2 separate regions of the Homo sapiens genome follow, and region 1 is linked to region 2. Evidence: chromatin loops called from intact Hi-C (ENCODE). Cell type or tissue: dorsolateral prefrontal cortex. All regions are shown on one strand. Links, peaks and the distances in the headings refer to the core of each region. The heading gives the core; the rest is flanking DNA. Region 1 overlaps SLC24A3 (solute carrier family 24 member 3). Region 2 overlaps SLC24A3 (solute carrier family 24 member 3).

What was found. Peaks named below come from ENCODE experiments on the same cell type or tissue, not always from the same donor. Only the 100,000 strongest peaks of a DNase experiment are listed, where the experiment ranks them.
Region 1: it touches region 2 in a loop (4-fold over the local background); 1 of 110 quality-filtered maps calls a loop at or near these places.

Annotation. Positions count from the first base shown.
Region 1 is chr20:19,433,755-19,436,673 of GRCh38, reverse strand. All of the region lies in intron 2 of SLC24A3 (solute carrier family 24 member 3), which reads right to left. Among named protein-coding and RNA genes, the nearest start is that of SLC24A3-AS1, 150 kb to the right of the region's middle. RefSeq lists enhancers at 2,463-2,522, 2,683-2,742. In dorsolateral prefrontal cortex, for the core only: no CTCF peak of the experiment used is centred there; no DNase peak of the experiment used is centred there.
Region 2 is chr20:19,491,865-19,494,783 of GRCh38, reverse strand. The region is part of intron 2 of SLC24A3 (solute carrier family 24 member 3); the gene reads right to left. Among named protein-coding and RNA genes, the nearest start is that of SLC24A3-AS1, 210 kb to the right of the region's middle. In dorsolateral prefrontal cortex, for the core only: no CTCF peak of the experiment used is centred there; a DNase peak (open chromatin) is centred at 1,634.

The sequences.
Region 1 (2,919 bases), core at 169-2,668, 58 kb after region 2:
ACCCTGGACCCGGCTGCCTGTGAAAGCAGATACATGAATACACACCAAGAAAAGAGTAAAAGAGAGTAAGACTGATATGATGAGAGAGGCAGCCAGAAGACCTCCTGGGCTCCTTTGCTCTAGTGCTGTCTATCAGCCACAAAGCTCCTGGGAGCATCCAGCCAGAAACTAGGGTTGAGGTGGGGAAGATATCCCCTGGAGAAGCCCCTGAAAGTACTGGGGTCAGTAAATCTACATGAGCATACTGAACCTTTTCAGCAGGTAGAGCAGGAGTTCTTTCTCACATCCATCTGTGAAGTCCAAGAGACATAAATCTGAGCGTCATGCTAAATAAGGCCAAGATCATGAGCTGAAATTCTACTTGGGTCCTTTTACATGGCTTTTTTAAAGGAAGTCAGAGGAGAGTATTCCCAACCGTTGAAAAAGGACGGGTCAATTAGAAGTTCCATTAGTGGCTCAGTGCAACTAGGAAAACATAAGTACTATTATATTAGTATAGGATATGAAAACAGTGATCCTTACCTCAGGGTGTAAGGACTGAATCAACTGACATGTGCCAAGTTCTGGAAACTATCTGACACATGGTAAATACTCAACAACTGTTAGCTATTATTATCTCCACTATTTGCATTTGAACTGAGGAAGATCTTAAACCAGTCTCCTTGCCAAGCACAAGTCAGCACTTGTAGGAAGGACATGCCAGCAGGTCACTTGGTACAGAGAATTTCAGGTGATTAAGCTGCAGACCCAAGAGACAAGAAAATGAATGTCTGCATCATTATATCATTCATTCTTGGAACCAGTTTGGGCATCTACTACAATGTGAGGTGTAGGCAAGTCAGCAGGGCAGACTTTTCTCTGTTCTATGTTTCTCCTATAACCATGAGCTGTTATAGGACTGTTCCAACTGGAAGAGACTTTAAAGATAAGGAAAGCTATCACAGACTCTCACTAGACAGACGAGAAAACTACAGTCACCTTTGGATTCTGAGTCTACAGGTCAGTGCTTGTCAGGGGTGGGCACTCCAGCTGGGTCACTCTTTGCCTGGGGAAAAAGCTCCAAAGGTGACCGTGAGTACTTTAAGCACATACTAATTGCCCTGGGATACCCCTAACTGTCCAGTACTGAACTGTGAGCACATCATCTAGCCAAGTAGATCATTCTGGATTCCTAACATTTTAGTGGGCAGATGAATCTCCTTCCAAAACATTTCTCCTTGAAATTGTACTTAATGCTATGGTATAGACTATAAGTGGTGACAACGAATGTCTTTTTTACTAAAATCCTTTTCTATGTTGTTTGGTGTAGAAATGTAAAACATATACTGAAGATAAGTCTGTAAGATGGCAGGTTCTTGCATGGGCAGTACCACTTAATCATGTCAGTGAAGTGATGGAGTAGGTGCTGTTATGCTCATTTTACAGAGGAGAAAATTCAAGTTCTGGGGAGTTAAGTTTCCCAACTTTCTGCAGCTGGTAATTGGCTCTGCCAGGATTTAAACCTGGCCTTGCCTTACTTGGAAGCCTGTTCTCTCTCCATTGTGCATTGTCTCAAAATAGAGAGGGCAGCATTTGTAAATAATTTTGGCAAAATCCAAAGCTGGAGTAATTGGATCAGTTGATCAACAAGTATCTGTCCAAAGATATGCAGAGCACCTCAAGCTACGGGGAAGACTAAGGAAAGATAGCCTTTTTTGAATTTTTTGAATTTTTTGAAATTTTGAATATCTTGGCTGTTGCCAAGATAACTGTCAATTGTTAAGTGGCTTACAAAAGTAAGAGACAGAATCCCTGTATGATGCCAGCAAGAAGGAAAGAGTTCCTTCCCTTCAGGTTAGCAGTCACCATTCCCCTTACCCTGCACATGTGACTCTCCCTAATTAGGCATTAAATGAGCTCCATTTCTTTCCAGAAAAAAAAAAAAAGCATCCTATCTCTAAGTTCCCATCTGTAAGACTGTAAAATCCCTTTACTTTGTAATTAGCCAAGAACAAATAACCATCCAGAGGCAGCTGTGCTGCCTATTAGAGGGATGTAGAGAAAAAAAGAGAATGGTAGATAGCATGCCTCACTGTAGGTATTATTTGTTTCTTTCTGAGCAAAAATGACAAATTCTCCAAAAGAAAAAAAAATCATTTGTCACCAATGCACCAATGCTAACAGTGCAGACCAGGGTTCTATAAAGTTTTCTGTTTTTTCCAGAATTGAAATGTTCTTCCTGCAGTGTCCACTTTCTTGAGCTGAGGTCACCTGAAGAACGTTTTCTCATTTGTTCCCACCATGTGCTCAGACTCAAGGTGATGCTCCTTTTCTCTCGCACCTTGTTCAGCTGCCTGCTTCTCTCTAGAGAGCTTTCCCAAGCCCTCGCTGCGGAGTGATCAAAAGGGGCTGATGGATGCCAGGTTTAGGAAATTCCATGGGAGAATACAGTTCAGCGGTTCCTTGGTTTTACTGCCCATGAAAATTTCCCATATATGGGGGTTTCTGTGAGCACAAATGTAGTCCTAAATCTTTACTTATCTTGTTCGGTAAACCACTGACATTTCAGCTCAGTGATGTGTATTAATCACGTCTTTCATTTCCTGTATTTCAATGCTCTGATACTGCATCTTGCTGACCCTGAGGGACTGCCCCTCCCAGGGTTAACCAGCTCCTAGAGATAGGGAGCAACATACCCAAGACTGTGCTTTTCAAATACAAACCAATCAATCCAGAGCTCACACCCAACCATCTCCTTTATTAGACTCTCACTCCCCACTTTGGGACCACTATCCACTGTTCAGGTCACCCCAGGGCCAGGTGTCAAAAACCTAGTGAGAAAAGAAAAGAACCTTTATGTGAAGAATGTGAGTCCTTTTAAACCATGGGGCCTAGAGAGACATTAAGATGAGACGGTAATCAGTCCTACTTCCCCTTGGC
Region 2 (2,919 bases), core at 142-2,641:
CCTTTTCGGGATGGCCAGAGCAAGATTTGCCTCTTAATCCCTCTAAGTCACTGCAGCCCAAAGCTGGATGAGTGGGTCTAGCTCCTTCTGTCCCAAATTCCAGGCTCAGGAAGACCCTAGTCCAGGCTGTGCACCCTGGAAACTGACCTACAGCACATAACCAAATTTGAATTAGACACCAAAAACAATGTGCACCCCCAAACTCCCACCCCAAACATCTTTGCAATCATTAAAATGGGGTAGTATTTCCTTCCCCCAAATCTCCCTTTGAAGCTTGAAGAAGGATTCTAGAAGGGTTTTATATTTTAATAAGTTTGTTTCCCAGATGATTTCATTACTTGGAAGGCAATGAGTCTGGACAGAACCAAGCATCCTCATTGAGATGCCCTAAAGATTCGTGTTTGCAAAGCTTCCCTCCACTAATTTTGTAGATCTGCTAGATGGAGCCAGTTTACTGCAAGAGTACTTCTCTGCTGAAGCATTTTCAATTCTGGAGAGAGATTTTGCTCTCCTTCATCACAAGGACTAAAACTGTCTAAAAAGTTTTCCACAGGCATGACTTATTTGGGTGGGTATGGACTATAGATGGGCAAACCCAGGGTCTAAGTACTCAGATAACACAGGCAGCATCTCTGCTGGGCACATGGGGCCTGGTGGCCGAGGCTGAGCCTCACAGAGAGATACCCATCAAAAGAAGGATCTCCAGTCACAGACCCTCTCCCCCTCCATGCAGATCTATGCACCCCAGGCCCTGGGGAGCCGCCCGGAAGGAGCATGAGCTATTTTGACTTGGAATGCGGCAAGCTAGGCCAAGGAAGTTGGAGCCAAGAGATACAGTGTCCAGCAAGACACCCGAGAGAGAGCATTTCCCTCCAAACCAGGCCTGTGAGGAACCAAAGAGGCAAGCAGCATAGTGGACCATCTGCAGCACGACCCTAGAAAGTCTGCCTCATTGCAGTGTTTCTGGAGTGTGGAGGGCTAAGCCATTCTCTCAGGGAAGGGGATGAACTGGCCATTGGCTTGAGAAGTGTTTCCCTGACTTGCCCTTAGCCTAACTGATCCCCCCAACTAAGATTCTTACCCTCCAGCTCCAGTGATCCCATTTTATGATCCATTCTCTTTCCCTAAGAAAGCACCCAGATTCTCTCCTCTTACCCACCCCCTGACATCTGATGACTGCTTCACATTTTCAGGCTATTCTACCCTTTTATCCTCAGCCTGGTCCTAAGAATGCAGAAAATAGTCAATAAATGCTGGTTGAAGAAGCATACATATGATTATTATATAGTACAGTGTTAGTACTTGGTTTATTCATTCACTCATTTAATTAAAATTTTGGAGTACCAACTCTATAACAGGTGTTGCATTCATCAGTAAATAAATAGACAGTGTTCACCCGGTTTGCTTATCTTTCTTACTCTTTTTAAAAATACATCACTGAATTGTGTGTGTCTTCCAAGGTATGCATCCTAGACCAACTTCCAAGGTCTTCAGGCCCTCCCACCGGCTATGTCAGAGATAAGATCTGAGATGGTGACTGCTCATGTGACCAACTCAAGGGGATGGAAATGACAGTCATTGAGATAACTGACAAAGAAATGGCCCACATCTGTGATGCTTCCCCATCCAGCTGGTCACCTGGTCGGCTTGCACTGATTCCTGTCACCATGGCAACGAGGCCAGGCCAACCATTTAATTCAGAGAGCTACACAGCAGCCTCACAAGCAACCTCAGGATCCAGAAATAATTCCATTCCCAGAGTCAGATATCGGCAGTGAGACATATAAAACATTATTGGAAAGATTAGAAATACCATACTCTGAACTGCTTCTAAATCCCTAGGGCTGTTGAAATCCCATCGCTATGGCTGGATAGCTCTTAAGGTATGAGAAGTACACACAGGATGCCTGGAAGGTGCTTGGTGTGCTTCCAGGGATGTGTAGATGAGGACAGGCCATACGAGAACAAACTTTGTAAATGTTAATAGTTATATAATGATCATTTTAATATTATTATAAAAATATCCACACTTATTTATGAAACAGATATAATAAAATTAGCTTCAAAAAATACAGTTTTTGAAAGTGAGTTTAAGGAAAATATACAGGAAATAATAATTCTCCAGGGAGTATGTGGATATGGTGAACATGTAAATATGAGATGCAGGAAACTAAAGCACTGGATCCCTGGCCTCAGGAGTAAAAGGCTAAAGGTCCATAGTGAGTGGGATTCTACCACAGTATTAACTTCCTGGAATCCTCTGCTTCTTGAATGGGAAAAATGAATGACTGTAAGAACTCCCATGGACTGAGCAGGTGTGGTGGGCTGAACGCTGGTGCCAGGCTACAGATGCGTTGTCTCAAATGGTCCTTCGAACACACTGGCAGATAAGTGGAGTTGTCACCATTGCACAGATGTGGAGATTTGATTCAGAAAGGAAAATAATCTGCCCAAGGCCACATGACTCATAAGTGGCAGAGACAAATCTAAAACCCTGTTTTCTTGGACTCCAGAGCCCAGGCTTTTAACTACAATGTTGTCCTGAGTACTCTAAAGCAAGCATCTGGCCTTGCTTTAGAGTATAGTAAAGAAGAATATCCATGGCCTTGTCAAGGCCAGAAAGCTCTGTTTGAAATACTTGCAAAGTTTCCTATCAAAAGGTAGATAACTTTCGGATCTAGTGCACAGTGAACAACCTGGGTATCTGCCCACACCACTGGTTTTCATCTGCACCCCGCTTCGGTGTGCCTCCAGTTTGTAACAGCCAGCACATGCACCTTCTCTTTGAAGAGGGGTGAAGGGGGGGCCCTTGAGCACTTCTGGAAGAGCATGGGCAATAATGACACTGCTGCCCTGCCCAGGTCCCTTAACTAATCACTGATGGAGGAAGGTGTTTGCAAGCCCAGCGCCCTTGCCCAG